Regions from separate parts of the Mus musculus genome. Here region 2 is linked to region 1. Evidence: chromatin loops called from intact Hi-C (ENCODE). Cell type or tissue: heart. All regions are shown on one strand. Links, peaks and the distances in the headings refer to the core of each region. The heading gives the core; the rest is flanking DNA. Region 1 holds the start of Gm39376 (a long non-coding RNA gene). Region 2 has its middle 40 kb from the start of Senp6.

What was found. Peaks named below come from ENCODE experiments on the same cell type or tissue, not always from the same donor. Only the 100,000 strongest peaks of a DNase experiment are listed, where the experiment ranks them.
Region 2: a loop joins it to region 1, with 8 times the contacts of the local background. A loop is called at or near these places in 7 of 42 quality-filtered maps.

The regions. Positions count from the first base shown.
Region 1 is chr9:78,783,405-78,791,749 of GRCm38, reverse strand. Gm39376 (a long non-coding RNA gene) reads right to left here and starts at 6,123. Exons shown (of 3, transcript XR_870938.2): 1 at 5,917-6,123; 2 at 4,686-4,767; 3 at 2,198-2,296. In heart, for the core only: a CTCF peak has its summit at 3,697 (motif pointing left); no DNase peak of the experiment used is centred there.
Region 2 is chr9:80,022,781-80,031,125 of GRCm38, reverse strand. No RefSeq gene overlaps it. Among named protein-coding and RNA genes, the nearest start is that of Senp6, 40 kb to the left of the region's middle. In heart, for the core only: a CTCF peak has its summit at 4,931 (motif pointing right); a DNase peak (open chromatin) is centred at 4,905; H3K27ac peaks cover 512 bases.

The sequences.
Region 1 (8,345 bases), core at 76-8,075:
AAGAAGGTAAAGGCTTTTGTCAAACAAGAGAGGTGTCATGAGTCTAATACGCAAGAGCACACGACAGTGGAAGGAGAGGAATGATTCTGCAAAGTTATCTACTGACCATCATATATACATACCAGCAAGAATGCACATGTGCACACACATACACACACACACACACACACATACAAACACACACACACACACGCATGCACACACACATACAAACACACACACTAATTTTTTTTAATGAAGGAAAACAGTTCATTAAACATGCTTTCTTGAAAAGGTCCTGTGGGATAAAGTACTAGCCTGCCTGAGAGTCATTCAATTAAACAAGTAGAACTCACACAAGACCTGCTGTTCATGTGGGAAGAAGATCCAGCTGACTCTCTATGCTGTTCCCCTCCTGCTTCCTGTGCAGGGGCTAGACCTAAGGGTTCAGATTAACAAACAAAATGTAATAAAGTAATCCTGTCATTCAGAAGATCAGGTTGCAAAGACTCTGGCTTCTATCCTGCTAATGTCTTTTGCTCTCTAACTTACTGACTCCAACAGAAGTGGCTGCCATCTTGAAAGTTTCTGTTTGGAAAGCAACTGCCAGAAAAGAATGAATCCTATCCTCAGCTACTTTGAGTGGGCTGTAAAGCCTTGGGTGACACGATCCCTGGCCTCACTGGAGCTGCAAACATAGCAAGATCCAGACTTCTCCTCCGTTCTTGTTCCACAAAAATAAGGAATATGTGTTATGTGAGCCAATCTATTATGAGGTGTTTTTTATGAAGTTGTGGATAACTAATGTAACTGAGGGTGAACTTTGTGTGTAGAAAGGGGAAATATTGATGGAGATTTTGATGCTTGCAAGTGATGGTTTATAGTTAACTATGTTTTCCAGGAATCTTTGATTGAAGGTTTCTGCCCCATAGAAAAACAAGAACAAAATCCATGGAATGAAAACAGACTATAGAACAGGCCATTCTACTTTTTTTAAAAAAAAGTATTAGCATCACCTTCATTTATACATGGTAATTAAAAAATAATTCACAGGTCTATAAGATCTCTATTACTAAGGTAAAATCCTGACTTGTCAATGTGGTACATACCTTCAAATTTTCCAAATGATACCTATAAACCACAGCTAGTTATTTGACCTTCTCTTCATGGAATGTATGGCACGCTTCTTTATTTAAAAAAAAAAGTGTGGAGTTTAGGTTAACCCAGAAAAATAACATTTTACATCTATGTCATATATATCCAAACACAAATATCTTTTTAAACGACTCAGTTGGGGGCTGGTGAGATGGCTGAGTGGTTAAGAGCATTCATTGTGTGGATCTAGGTTCAATTCCCAGTACTCACATACTGGTGCTCAACATCACTAACTCTAGGTCCAGAGGATCCAACACTGCCTTCTGCCCTCCACAGGCACCAGGCATGCATGTGGCATAGAGACATACATGTGACCAAACCATTCATACACATAAAATTAAAAATGAATCTTAAAACCATTTTAAATTAATAGAAAATAAATTTAACTTATCCCATTGGTTTTACTACAAAAGTATGAAATTTATTTTACGTTCTTTTTTCTGAAAATTAGATTATACTTTTTATACTTTGCCAGAAATATTTTTAAATAAATCTTATTTCTTCTTTAGTATACAACAGGTTTTTTTGTTGTTGGTTTTTTGTTTTTTGTTTTGTTTTGTCTTTTTGCTTCCCTACTTGTAAGGCCTAGGAACTCACTAAACACAAATCTCAAGTTCAAAAGCACAGCTGAATAATTAAGAACAAAAGCACTGTCCATGCTATGCTTATGCTTGGGACTTAAATCAAGTAGCATGCCAGTGCCAGCCTCCCAGACTACAGTTGCCTAGGAACTAGGCAGCATCCAAGGATGTATGTGGGGACCAAATCAATGTAGGAATCAGAGATGAACATCACTGAGCATAGAGACAGAGAATCTCCAGGCACTGATCCACTGAACCAAAGCTGCTGAATTTCTTTTTCTTTTTTTTTTTTTTACTAAAATAGATTTTATTGTGACAGTAGTGAAATTACTCTTCTACAGATATAGAACTATGTTCTGTGCCAAGCTATCTAAAATTCTGGTATTTTTCCAGACAGCATATAACATGTATTCCTATGTTATAGAGTGGTGGTCCTTGTGAGTGAATGTTAATGAGATTCCAGATGAAATGTAAATACATACCAAATAGGCCTTTCTCCCATGCTGCTTTCTCCATCACTCCCACTCTCCAGCATACAACTCCTGTTTTGGTTTTATCACTATGCTTTGTTTGAGGTACATCTGTGGAGAAAGATGTAGGTGACAAGTTATAGAAACATAGTGACCATGGTTAATTCCTTTCTCCATTGCCACAAGCAAAACCTATGAGTTGTCCCAGTCTGTTGTGCCCTCTGTTTCGTAAATGAGTGTCTACATACCAAATCCCGTTGGAAGCTGAAAGTTTATTCTATACCTCTGAACTGACGGTTTTTACCTGCTTCCAAGGTCAATATGTGATCACATAAAGGTTATCAAATAGTACAGAAGGTCTACTAAATTTATTATATGCCTTAAGAGACATGAAGACTGCTGTCAACCTACTGACACTGGTGTTGGTGAGGTTACGTGCAGCAGGGTCAGGTCATCATGATATCATAACCAGCTGAGGGAAAACTCCATTCAACACACAGCACTAGGGTCACTAGGGTTATATCCATTTCCTAGGGTTACAGTAATAACAGAGTACCACAAACTAAGTAAGTGGCTGAGACAGCAGAGACGTAATGTCCCACAATTTCAGAGGCTGCAATTTCAAGATCAAGATATCAATTGAGCTGCATTCCTTTGGAGTGCATAGTATCTGTCCCAGCTCTCCTTTAGTAGTTTCTTGGTTTGTAATATCATAAGTGCAGCCTTCACATGACAATCCCTGGGACACATGTCTAGATGCAAAGTCCTTTTTCCAAGAATACCAGCCATATTGAGCCTGGGTCTTAATCTACTCTAGTACAACCTTAACTGTCACATTTATAATGACCCTATTCACAAATGAGGCCACACTGGGAACTACACATTCAACATTTGGAGCATGCCACAATTCAACCCGTGAAAGGGATTAATAAATCAAGATTAAGAATAATTGGTTTTCCTCACACACTGTAATAGGCCAGAAGGACTGCCTTAGAAGGGTAATGCTATCAGAAAGCCATTGTGGAATAGAGACTTGACTGGTTAGCCAAGGTAGACCTCGGAAATGCATCTACGGAGGGAGTGTCCTGCTATATCACTTTAAACACCAGTAGCAAACAAGCCTGTGGTGAACCCTTAGCATGAAACTGAGTATCAATAAGACTTGGGGAGATGGGGGAGAAAAGCTAGCTTTCTGGGCCATTTAAGAGAAGATTCCATAGAACCATTTAGTTTCTCAGTTGAAGTCAGAAACCTAAGGGTACACACAGTTCCTGGGTTGTAGAGACTGAGAGCCCAGATGTGCTGATAACCCATCTAGTATCCTTTCCCTACACCACAAAGATTAAAACTCCAAAATGAGTTCCAGACGTCCAGGCTCAAAATATCAACACTATACATTACTTATCCCTGAATGTAGGTATCTAAGAGGCATGGATATCCAATACAACACACTCACCCAATTTAGCCTGCTGCTGGCTCTTAACAACTGTAAGTTAACACTGCCCTCTAGAGGTCTCCTACTCAGTTTCATCCCTCCTGAGCTGCCTTTCCTATATGGAGTGTGTCCAGTCAATTGCTCTCAACCACACATTCTGTACATAATTAGGAGGACACAGTCAGTCACCAACCAGAAGACAAAGACATATTTCCTTAGCATGTGCCATAGTTATATCTCTTGTCTCACAGAAATTCTGTATAATTCACTTGAACTCATTTATGTGGCTTCATCTCTACAAAGTGACACATCTGAATCCAACGGCAACATTCATCTCTAACTATGCAAAACACCCAAAGGGGCCCAAATATTAAATTAGAAACACAGAGACCAAGCTTCTGATGACTCGTGTCAGAGGAGGGTGATGAACTGGAAGGAGTTGAGTGAAATTCTGTCTTTGTGTTCTGTCTCCCAGCTCCATCACCAGAAGCCCTTAGACAGGCATCAGTGAGTTCACTAGTCTGTGTTTTTCTCATTTGGTTCTAAGCCTTTCCAGCAGATGCTCCAAAGTCAAACTGAGTCTCTGGAATCTTAAATTCTATGACCACTTCTGCTAAAAAGATGTGTGACCTTGACTGACTCCGCTAACCTCCCTTGTTTCAATTCTGTCTACTTTAAAATGAGGGTCTGTGTTTAATTATCTCAAAGGACCCTTTCAACCTTCATCCTTTGTAACACTCTGCAATCAATTCTACTGAGTGCTATATCTGGGGTCCATATTCCAGAAAAGTCCTATTTAACATCACGAAGCATCCATATTAGAAATAAAGTTGTTTGGCAATGGGTCAAAGAGCCAGAGCAATCTTCACACCCATATGGCCATTTCAAATATCAAAATATTCACTGAATACGTGCCACTGGGAACAATAAAAACTTCCCCCAAGAACTTTCAAACACTCAAATACATTCTATGATTTTTGACTATACCTTTCACTCTGGCAGCTAAACTGTTAAGAAACATTGTTTCAGCAATGACAAACTTCAACGAAGCAACATAGTACACACCTGCAACACCAGCATATGGAAAGCCAATGGTGGAAGATGATGTAGTCATCCTTGGCTGCATAGTGAGACCTTGTCTCAAAACCTAAACAGAGGTCTGAAGATGTAGTTAGTTGGTAGAGGGCTTGGCTCCTTATACACAAAGCCCTGGGTCTGATCCCCACACTATCTGAATTTCTGAATTGAGTATACTGGCATATAGTGCTATCGTCTCAGAACTCAGGAGGTAGAAGGAAAATGATCAAAAGTCCAAGATTATCTCCAGCTACATATTAAGGTTCAAGGAAAATCTGAGATAAATGAGACTCTGCCTTTAAATGTGTGTGTGTGTGAGAGAGAGAGAGAGAGAGAGAGAGAGAGAGAGAGAGGGAGAGAGAGAGAGAGAGAGAGAGAGAGAGAGAGAGAGAGAGAGAGAGAGAGAGAGAGAGACTTGCCACATACATAGAGTAGTTGTGTCTACCAATAAAAATAAAAAACCTTTTGGAGCCAAAATCAAATATTCCTCTCCTAAAACGTGAAATGTAATCTAAAATCTTTATTTCCATTCAATTCTACCCAATTGTTCCTGCCTTGTTATTTTAATAATTTATTAACTAATAAAATAATATCAATCCCTACCATCATACTTAAAACCTACAAAATTGTAAGGAGTAAATCTAATATAGAACTCATTTGAGGGGATATTTTTGGACAAATTAATTGAAGACACTCAGAAACAATTCCATGTCCTTCAAACAGGCAACCAATCAACTCCCTTTGTAGCTCTGATGAGGTGATTTTCTATGCAATTATTACCTATTAGTATATATAATAATATATTAGTATATTATTAATAAAAACCCCGTAAGCATCTCATTGCTGTGATTGACTCTAGTTCTTAGAAATTTCACTTGTTAAATTCTCATATTTACAGGAAAAATAGATGCCACACATCTAAAACCCTTGAAAGACCTCTCTACCCAACCTAAAATTGTCAGTGCTCTGAGAAGACGTTTTCCTTTTTGCCAACTTCTGTGTGGCACCTTAGAAGAAACTCAAAGACTTCAATCATCATTAGCAGGGAGACATGCACCAGAGGAAGCAGCTATGGAATGAGCTATGGGACAAGGGAGATCTCCAGTCGGAACTGCAGAGGATGTGCCAAGCTCGTGCTCAGACAAGACAGTTCAGACTCCAGAGGTCAGCCCAGGGGGACGATGCCAGCAGCAAACATCCACCAGAGCACAGGCTGTACCGTTAGGGTGGTTGGTGAAAGGACTGCACGGCCACTGGAACCCACTTCCACTGAAGTCAGATGGCATGGTGAGTGGCATTTTCCATGTGCCACCACGTTCAGTCAATCTGTTAAGGCTTTTCAAGACTTCTTCAACATACATTTTTGTCACGGAGATTGGCATTTATAGACATTGGCAAAAGAAAGTGGAGAAAACACAAATACAGGTCAACCATCACCTCTCCTGATCCACAGGTTCTGCCCAAGTTCCTTAGACTCAACCAAAGTTACCAGGTGGTGAGGATGCCTGCGTTACATACATACATACATACATACATGCATACAGGGTTTCATTTTGTGTCACTGTTCCCCTGAAGAGTACAATACAATGGCTATATACATGCTATTTTATATTTATATTTATATTTATATTATATTTATATATATTATATATTTATATTATATTCATATTTATAGTATATTATGTATATATAGTATATACAGGGTTTCATTTTATGTCACTGTTCCCCTGAAGAGTACAATACAATAGCTATATACATGCTATTTTATACTTATATTAATATTATATTTATATTTATACAAATATATATTTATATATTATATATTTATATATTTATATTATATTTATATTTATAGTATATTATGTACTGTAAGCGACTCAGATATTATGTGAGGAAAGTAGCAATATGTGTACATGTTATATATAAATACTATGTGATTTTTATATAAACAATATAAGTATCCAGGGATTCTTTTAAACGTGGGGCCCTGGAACCAATCACTCCTGGATACTGCAGACTAATTATAGAGAGAAAGATATCCTATGCTCCCACACTAGAGTGGTAAATATTGTTTAAAAGCCTATACAATTCAAAGCAATCTCTTCTCAACACAGTCTCAAAAAGCTAAGAGAGTTTTTACAGAAACAGAACAACTTTTTACAATTCAGAGGGAGTCACTAAAAACCCCCAGTAGGCAGAGTTATAAAGCTTTAGTAATAAAAGCAGCAGGTTAGTGCAAGAAGGAAGCTCGAAGTGTTCTTATCGATCAATCAATCAGTCTGTCAATCGGTAAGATAGCTCAGCTAATCAAAGTGCTAAGTACAAAAGCCTGACAGGGTTTCAGCTTCAAAATCCACACAAGGGTAAAAGGAGAGGACCTGCTGTACAAAGTTAACATCTGGCTTCCATACACACCGAGACATGTGTGAGCCTCCCCACCCCACACACTAAGGATAGTAACGATAATAGCGGTAACTTTAGAATGTTAAGTATATGAGGCAGATCATATGCCAGCACACTTGATTTGACCATTTCAAAAGTACCACAGCATAACATGTTGTAAATAATATAACTTTCAATTTTAAAAATTTATGCTTGGGAGGTGCTGATATTAGGATGTAAAGTAAATTAATGAATGAATGAAAAGTTATATTTTTACAGAAATAAATAAGGAATGGACATATTTGAATCTGATATTTCTATGGCACCACCCCCACCCCCACCCCCACCCCCACCCCCATCACCCACAAATATCACAACATCAGCTGAGGAATCCCAAAACTGTGTCAGAAATGACATAATGCCAGACACTCTTAGGAGCTTGAAGGGCACCATCTAAGAAACCCTCATCCAGATGCAGTTTCCTGAAACCTAACAAACATGCTTGTTCCTAGGGCAACCTAACATTACGGGAAATCCCGAATGAAATGCTAAGACTTAGCAAAAACAACACACAGGTGACACACGTTGGGACGGATCTGGCACGCTCAGGTCCTAACAAGGGGTCAGATGAGGGTAGAGTAAGTTTCCAGAGGAAGCTTTGCAAATGAAAGGCTCTACCCCAGACAGGAGACAATGGTGATCTATAGACAGAAGTAAGAAAAAAAGAAAAACCTGTCTGCGTCTCTTCCCCTGCCAGGCCAATCTGACTGTATCAGGACACTCCATTCAAACTCTCGGGATCTTCTGCTGCCTCTCAGGCATTCCCACAGTGCATCAACTGCTTGCCGGGACAGGACTTGAGCGCTTGCTATGCAAAGTGTACATGCACCAATGAAAAGTTCTTGAAAATGAAACAATACTGAGTCTATTATAATGCTGGGTTTATTATAGTTCATATGTTCTCCGATAATTATGGGACTTGGTATATTAAGAACACTTGAGAGTAAATGTTAGGTTGAAGTCCTTACAGAGGAATAGGAGCTGCTGCTGCTGCTGCTGCTGCTGCTGCTGCTGCTGCTGCTGCTGCTGCTGCTGCTGCTGCTGCTGCTGCTGCTACTGCTGCTTCAGTTTCAAGGGAATATCCCCCCCCCCCGACCCCTGCACCGAGAAACCTAGGTGCCTTATTTGTACGCAAGGGTTGGGGGAGAGACAATATGAAAGGGTGTTTCATGCCTTGGCTGTGCGTTGCTGAATCCTGAGAAGTGA
Region 2 (8,345 bases), core at 79-8,078, 1.2 Mb before region 1:
TCTGCTGATGTTTAAATGAACCAATCATGTGAAACCACGCCAATTCCTCCCCCCAGCCCCACCCCTTTTCTTTAAAAACTCCTAGCTTCCAAGCCTCATAGTCCAAACCACTGTTTCCTACATGAGATACTTTTCGAACCGGAGCTCTGCCATTAAACTACCTTGTGTTTTTACATCAAGATGGTCGTCTGTTCATGATTATTGGGTGCATGCCCAATAATTGAGTGGGGGTTTCCCCACTAGGTTCTTTCATATACATAGTAACTAATAAGATCAAATAGTTCCATAAACTACAAGAAAACCATCAGCCTGCTCTTTTGCCACTTTTTCTACCCAAGATTTCCTAAGACATGTTCAAATCTTCTAGGTCTTTAGCTGACATATGCTACTATATATGTGAATATTCTACATATACTTTCATTAAAGCTTAAATTGATACTCCTTTTAAAAATGATGCACTTATTTATTTTATGTATGTGAATACACCGTAGAGCTGTACAGATGGTTGTGAGCCTTCATGTGTTTGTTGGGGACTGAATTTTTAGGACCTCTGCTCGCTCTGGTCAGCCCCGCTTGCTCAGTCCCTACTTGCTCCGGCCCAAAGATTAATTTTTTTATTATACATAAGTACATTGTAGCTGACTTCTGACACACCAGAAGAGGGTGTCAGGTCTCATTATGGGTGGTTGTGAACCACCACGTGGTTGCTGGGATCTGAACTCAGGACCTTTAGAAGGGCAGTCAGTGCTCTTACCTGCTGAGCCATCTTGCCAGCCTAAATTGATACTTCCTACTGATTTGAAACTATGAGATAGGATGGTTAGAGTCCCCCTTTTTAACTGGCCCACCTTTACTCTGTAGTAGGGAATGGCCCTGAACTCCTGATACTTTTGCTTCTACCTCTGGAGTGCTGGGATTATAGGCATGCAGTCACATAGCAGGGCCTTGTACATATTAGAATCGAACTGTATCTCCAACTACAAAGAATCATGGAATGAGGGTGCTGAATTCCAAAGCCAGCTAGGGTTACAGTGTAAGATGCTGCAGCTATATGATGGGGAGAAATTGGAGGGTAAGAAATGAAGGGTGGATTTGATAAAAACAAACAACAAACAAACAAACAAGCAAACCATTGTATTAGTCATGGCTCTCTAGAGTCACAGAACTTATGGAATGTCTCTCTATATTGAGGCAATTTATTGTGATGACTTACAGTCTGTAGTCCAACTAACCCAACAATGGACAGCTGTGGATGGGAAGTCCAAGAATCTAGTAGTTGCTCAGTTCCTTCAGGAGAGCTGTTTCAGCTGGTCTTGTGTAGAAGTGGGTTCCAACAGATGTGCTGGCAAGTAAAGGCAAGCAGGCAAAGAAGAGGGACTCTTCCTTCTTTCAATGTTCTTATGTAGATCTACAGCAGACAGTGTGGCCCAGGTTAAAGGTGTGTACCACCACACCTGCATCCGGGACTTGCTTTGTCTCAGGATGACCTTGAAGTCTGAGATCTTGCCTCGGTCTCCTAATATTAAAGGTGTGTACTACCTTGCCTGGGCCTAAGCTTTTCATGGCCACTATGCCTCAAGATCTCCATGCCAAGATCCAGGTCAGAAACTTGGATCTGGATCAAGATGAGCCCTCCAATTCTGGATTGTAGTTCATTACAGATATAGTCAAGATGACATCCAGGAATAGCCTGGATATGTGCATGCATTACAAAACAATATGATTTTTAAAAGATTCTATGACTAAATGTTGGGAGCTATTAAGACAACACAATTGTCCTGATCTCTGAATTGGGCCTCTCCCCCCCCGAGAAGAAAAGGGGGTCAAAAGCAGCCACCAATGCACCGTTCCGAGAACAACCACAGAATGTTCCAGCCCTAAGTCAGCGCCAGATGTCCTGACCACACCCTGATACCACCAAGTTCCTGCTTCCCCGTGTAGCTGCCAAAAGAAAAAATTTTCACTGCCCCATCCCTCCTGCTGAGAAGTACATGTACTTCCTCCTTTGCTTGTGCATTTCCATTGCCCCATTCCTCCTGCTGAGAAGTACTTCCCCTTTTGCTTGTGCATTTAAGCCTTGAGCCTTGCTCAATACAGTGAGTCCTTGATGCTAATCAGATTGCTTCCGTGTGTCGTTCATTGCACTTGGTTCTCGTCTCTCCCTCCCCCCATTTGGTTCTTAGGAGAAGGTCCCCTCGAGACCCTCAAATAACTGGACCGGCTGGACGGGTCAACTAAAACAAAACAAACTTGCAAAAAATAAAAAATAAAATGCTAGGTGTTAGGAAAAATTATTATACAGCACCACACAATATACAGAGTCCTTAAATATCTGAAAAAAAAAATATATATTTTTTTGGTTTTTTGAGACAGGGTTTCTCTGTATAGCCCTGGCTGTCCTGGAACTCACTCTGTAGACCAGGCTGGCCTCGAACTCAGAAATCCGCCTGCCTCTGACTCCCAAGTGCTGGGATTAAAGGTGTGCGCCACCACGCCCGGCTTGAAAACATTTTTTTAAACCTCCATAATAGTTCATAGGTTTGGTTGAATTTAAGACTGAGATATAAATTAACTCAATAATGTAAGATGAACAATCATTAGTGTCTTAGTCAGGATTTCTATTCCTGCACAAACATCATGACCAAGAAGCAAGTTGGGGAGGAAAGGGTTTATTTGGCTTACACTTCCATACTGCTGTTCATCACCAAGGAAGTCAGGACTGAAATTCAAGCAGGTCTGAAAGCAGGAGCTGATGCAGAGGCCATGGAGGGATGTTTTTTACTGGCTTGCTTCCACTGGTTTGCTCAGCCTGCTCTCTTATAGAGCCAAGACTACCAGCCCAGAGATGGCACCACCCACAAGGGGATCTCCCCCCTTGATCACTAATTGAGAAAATGCTTTACAGTTGGATCTCGTGGAGGCATTTCCCCAACTGAAGCTCCTTTCTCTGTGATAACTCCAGCCTGTATCAAATTGACACAAAACTAGCCAGTACAATTAGTCATCTTGATTTTTTTATTTTTATATATTTGCGTCCTGTCCTGGTTTTTTTTTTTTTTTTTTGTAAGCTAGAATTCCTCCAGAAAGAAGAACCACAATTGAGAAAATGTTCCTATTGGAGTTGCCTGTAGGCAAGTCTGTAGTTTCTTGATTAGTGGTTGACATGGAAGGGTCACTAGGGCAGTGCCACCTGGGAAGGCAGTCTTGGGTGACATAAAGTAGGCTGAGCAAGCCATGATGAATCTGTGAGTAAGCAGCATCCCTCCATGGGCTCAGTTCTCGATTCCAGATCCTGTTCTGAAGGAGTCATTGCTTTGGTGTCCCTCAGTGGACTATGACCCAGGATATATAAGTCAAATAAACCCTTTCCACCTATGTTTCTTTGGTGTAGTGAGAAATTTGGTTTCTTTAAAAAAAACATTATGGGAATATGCTTTTGTTTTAAACAAAACATATCTAGGTGTGGGATACGGGGCTGCTTTAGACTGTCCACAGCAGCTGACTATGATTTACCTCATGCTCTAGTTGGAGATAGTTTTGGCAGGTGTGTCGTATTTGGAATTCTGGAACTTTTCAGAGGGTACATACATAATTGCCAGGGCCTTGAGAGGCTGTGTGTGTTGTTGGTCAATTGCTGTTTGTTACGTAGTTATATGCAAAGAAGAAATAAAAAGAAATTAAATATTTTGACAGCAAAGATCCAGCTTGTCTCAAGGAACTTGATGCCCCTAAGCAGCAGGAAGTAGTCTAAAAATAACGCTGCCCCCCTCCCTTCTATCCTTTCTTCTCTCCTATCTAGTGTAAGGGGATTGGAAGGGTGGGGAAAAAAAGAGGACCCACAAAATGACCAAAAGTCTACACTGGCTACACTTCAGCCAGTGGTTTTTTCCATAGTAATAAAAAGAAAACTAAAACACCTCCTCTTCTGCGAGAATGTCTCCTTCCCTGTCTAGTTTTGTTGAGACAGTCTCAAGAAGCCCTGGTAGTCTCGAATTCAGAATCCTCTTGCCTTTTCTTTTTACACGCTAAGACTACAGATACGGTTCATCAAGTTCTGCTTCCCACTCCAAATGGCTTTATGGCCTTCCTTACCTCACAGTCAGAAATGTCAGGGTGACATTCTTCATACCAATGTTGCTTTTTATGCTAGAGCTACATTCCTCTGCCTGACTTCCCAAGTTCCCTCCTTCATGCAGTCACGGCTATCAGATTTTACATGACTTTCCAGAGGTCACGTGCAGAACAAAGAATTTTGCTCTGCTAACCTTTAGACAGCACACTGGACTAGGATTCTGTATCTTTTCCATTTAGCAATGTTTATCTTAAAGAGAACACGGAACCAGTCCCCACCCCTTCTCTTTTGTCCTTCCTTCCTCTTGGGAATGTATTCATTTAGCCGCTGTGTGTGAGATGCTCTGCTCTCCATGGGAGTGGAGCTTACACTTTTCCTGCCGCCTCACTGTACTTTATAGGAAAGTTCCATAGTTTACTAAGCGCTCCTACTGGGGGGCATTTGAGGTATTTAAAAAAAAACCTGATAGTAAGCCAGGTGTGGTGTCATTCACATGCAATTCCAGCATAGAAGCAAGAAATAGAAGGGTTACAAGTTCAAGGTTATCCTTCACTCTATAGAGTTTGAGGCTAGCCTGAGGCTCATTAAACCCTGTCTCAAAATTGTAAATTAAAAACAAGGAAACTCTTGATATTACTTGATATACTATTGGGATTAATCTTGGGTTGATGTTACTTTGAAAGTCAGTGAGTCTTACTGAAAGATGAATTCCACCAGTCAAATTGCCTGAACATTCACACCAAGTCATTGGGTTGGCTTTAAGGATAAGATCACAGGGACTGAGGCTGCGAGTGTCTGTCAGACTTGCCCTAGAAACATGACCCCAGTGCCGGTTCCATCAGTGTGTTTATCCAACTTTCACCACTAGGTGTCAGAGTTGTGCTGCATGAATGACTACCTTAGTTAATTCAGGAGATCTTGTAGAGTTCATTTTGAGTTTTAAGGACTTTGTTTTCTGTTTAAAGGCTTTTGAGAACATGTATGTGAGATTAATCAGAAGGGATATTTTCTTTTCTCTGATATGTTCAGGTTAACTGTATTTGCCACCAGCCTGGAAGATGAGTCAGTTAGTTCTCTTACTGTGACCACATACCTGCCAGAGCTATCAAAGGAGGATTCACTTTGTTCCTGGTCTCAGAAAACTCTCTCCATGGTTGCTTGGTCCCAGGTGCCTGGGCAGGATACCCATGTTGGCATATGGGCACATGTCCGTGATCCCAGGATGTAGTGCATTTGTGACCAGTGGGGCTATAGGAGACCCTGTCTCAAACAAACATACAAAAGCAAAAAAATTAAAAATATTTTTTATAAAGACTTATTTGTGTTATGTATGTAAGTACACTGTCTCTGTCTTCAGACACACCACAAGAGGGCATCAGATCCTATTACAGATGGTTGTGAGCCACCATGTGGTTGCTGGGAATTGAACTCAGGACCTCTGGAAGAGCAGTCGGTACTCTTAACCGCTGAGCCATCTCTCCAGCCCCCTCCCTGGCCCCCAAAAAATATTGAAGAAGCAATGTAAATGAATTTTAAAATGTAAAAACAGACTGTTCATATGGACAGCAACACACGTGTGTTCTATACTAGCACACTGAGCCTTATCTGTATGTGGCCATCTCTGCTTCTTACTCCTCCAACCGAATAGTCTTAGAGATCTTTCCACTTCCCTCCGTAAGTATTTTCTGGCTTTGTTCTTGTTTTTGTTTTGTGTGTATATGTCTAATCAGTATTTCATTATCTTGTCAGTTAATCAATCTAGATAATCCTCACAGAGCTGCCCAGAAGTTTATGTTCATGGCGATTCAAAATCCTATAGTTGATGATATTAACCATAGCACAGAGGTCTTTAATTAATTCTTAGTATATGAATAATCAATCCTGCGATTTGATTTCTAAATATTGCATTTCTGTGCTCTTCTTATGTTTAGCATGTGATATAGAAGAGCTGTGATCTTGATCATTTTACATCATATTTATATTTTTGCCATTCCAGGATGTGAGAGGGATGTGTATAGTTGTGAGGGATTATGCAGTGTGCACCTTTGGGCTTTGCTAGTCTGCCCTTTGGTAAGCACTTTTCTCTTCTCTACCTTCTATGTGAAGCAGATGTTGACTACTTTGATTAAAAGTAACTAAAAGTAATAATGTAGGTGAATGAGGCTGTCCTGTGGATATAGGTGGCAGAGAAGTGGAATTGTTGTGTTTATTTATTTGCTGAAGCTAGGTACTAGTTTATTGCATTGTAGATATTCTCAAGTCCTTTGGTCTTAGCATCCCTTTATTGCCTAGAAAAAAATATTTTTTGAAAAAGGAATTCACTATGATACCTCAGGCTGGCACCTGTCTCTCTCTGTCTAGAAAGTGATTGCATGTACCATCCAGATGGTCATATTGTTTTATTCCTTAAAGCAGAGTTTCACATTGCCTCTACTGGTGTAAACTTCCTATGTAGCAAGGACAGCATTGAACTTTGCCTCCACCACCTGAGTGTGGTGATTGTAGGCATGTGCCACCACAGCCAGCTACATCACAAAACATCGAAGGGTAACTGAAGAGCTCTTGTTTACAAAGGTCTTGTTGAGCAACATTTATTGTATTGCAGATGAAAATCAATGGATTCTTTTGTGAAGTAGCAATGATGAACTGATTGTAACATATTTAATAAAATTAATTATATTAAAATATATAATACTTTTGGATATATATATATATAATTATATATAACACGATATAACTATATAACTATGTAACTATGTAATTATATAACTATATAACTATATATATATATATATATATATATATATATATATATATATATATATACACACACACACACACACACACACACACTATTGGATGGCTCAATAGGTTAAAACAAACAAACAAAACCAAAAACAACCCAAACCAAACAAAAACAACAAAAAAAACCCCATGCTTGCTGCAACAAATCTGACAACTACAGTTCAGTTCCTGGAAGCCACTGTGGAAAGAGAGAACCAATTTCTAAAAGTGGACACCTGACCTTCACATACTCACTGTAGCATGTATGTGAAGCCCCTGTCCAGACCCCACGCAGTAAAATAATGAAAACATTAAAATTATGTGAAATGTATTGGGAATCGTGGCGCATGTCTTTAATCCCAGTGCTGGGGAAGCTCAGGTGGAGGTCTCTCTGAGTGCAGGGATAGCCTGGTTACATCATCAGTTCTGAGCCAGCCAGGGACCCAGGGCGAGCCCATGTCAAAAAAATACTATGTGAACTGCTTGCTTTAAAGCTTTGTAAATCTCTTATATTTTGGTAAAACAAACAAATAACTGAACCTAGAGCTTTAGTGTCAAACTACTGTCTGAATTTATATAGTACTACATACCATGAAGGGCCTAAGAATTTCATCACAAATTTCTGAAGAGCGGGAGTATAAAAGGCAACCAATTCTGAAGTGTTTATTCTAGGATGCGGAACTTTGGGAGTGGATTTGGTTCTGGCACACCAATCTGGAAAGAATGCACACAACAGTTTAACACATTGGCAGACTGCTGAGTTTTGATGGACTTACCCAACCCCCAGCCCCCAACCCCACTGACTTGCTGATTGGAGCCTTCATCTACCTTATGAAGTGTTACATCCAGGAACATGCTTAATAACGGAAGCTTAGGGGGCCGAAACAAGAGAATCAAAAGTAAGACAGACCAGAGCTATATCATGAATTCAAGACTATTCTAAGCAAGATACTAGCAATAACAACAAAACACAAAAGGGCAGAGCATGTGCTTGCCTAGCTTGTATAATATGTGCAAAGCCCTGGGCACAACCCCCAGCACTGAAAAATAATGACAGCGCTTTATCCTTCTGTTCTGTGCAATCTGCCTGGAGAGCAGACTTTCTCCCTTTATCTCGCGATCTCTGTTTTCCCAGAGTCATCATCTGTGCTTTATTTTGGCTGTGTGTGTCCTTGCAATGCAGAGTGCAGAGCAAAGCTGGCCTGCTGGCTGTGGCCAGCCAAGCTGCCCCTCCTGGACGGTGAGAATAGGGTGAGAGGGAGACGAAGGGCCTGGAGACAGACACACTCTAAACAGCCAGACCTCCCAGCTATGCCCTTGTGGCCTAGGCTGGCTCGGACTCACCATGTAACAGAGGTGACCTTGAACTGATCTTCCTCCCGCGTGCTGGGACTGTAGATCTGTGAGTGCCACTATGCCCAGCTTCTAAGTTTTTACAGATTCTTTTTCTAGTTTTCTGTAATTTATATTGATTTTATATGTCCTTTTA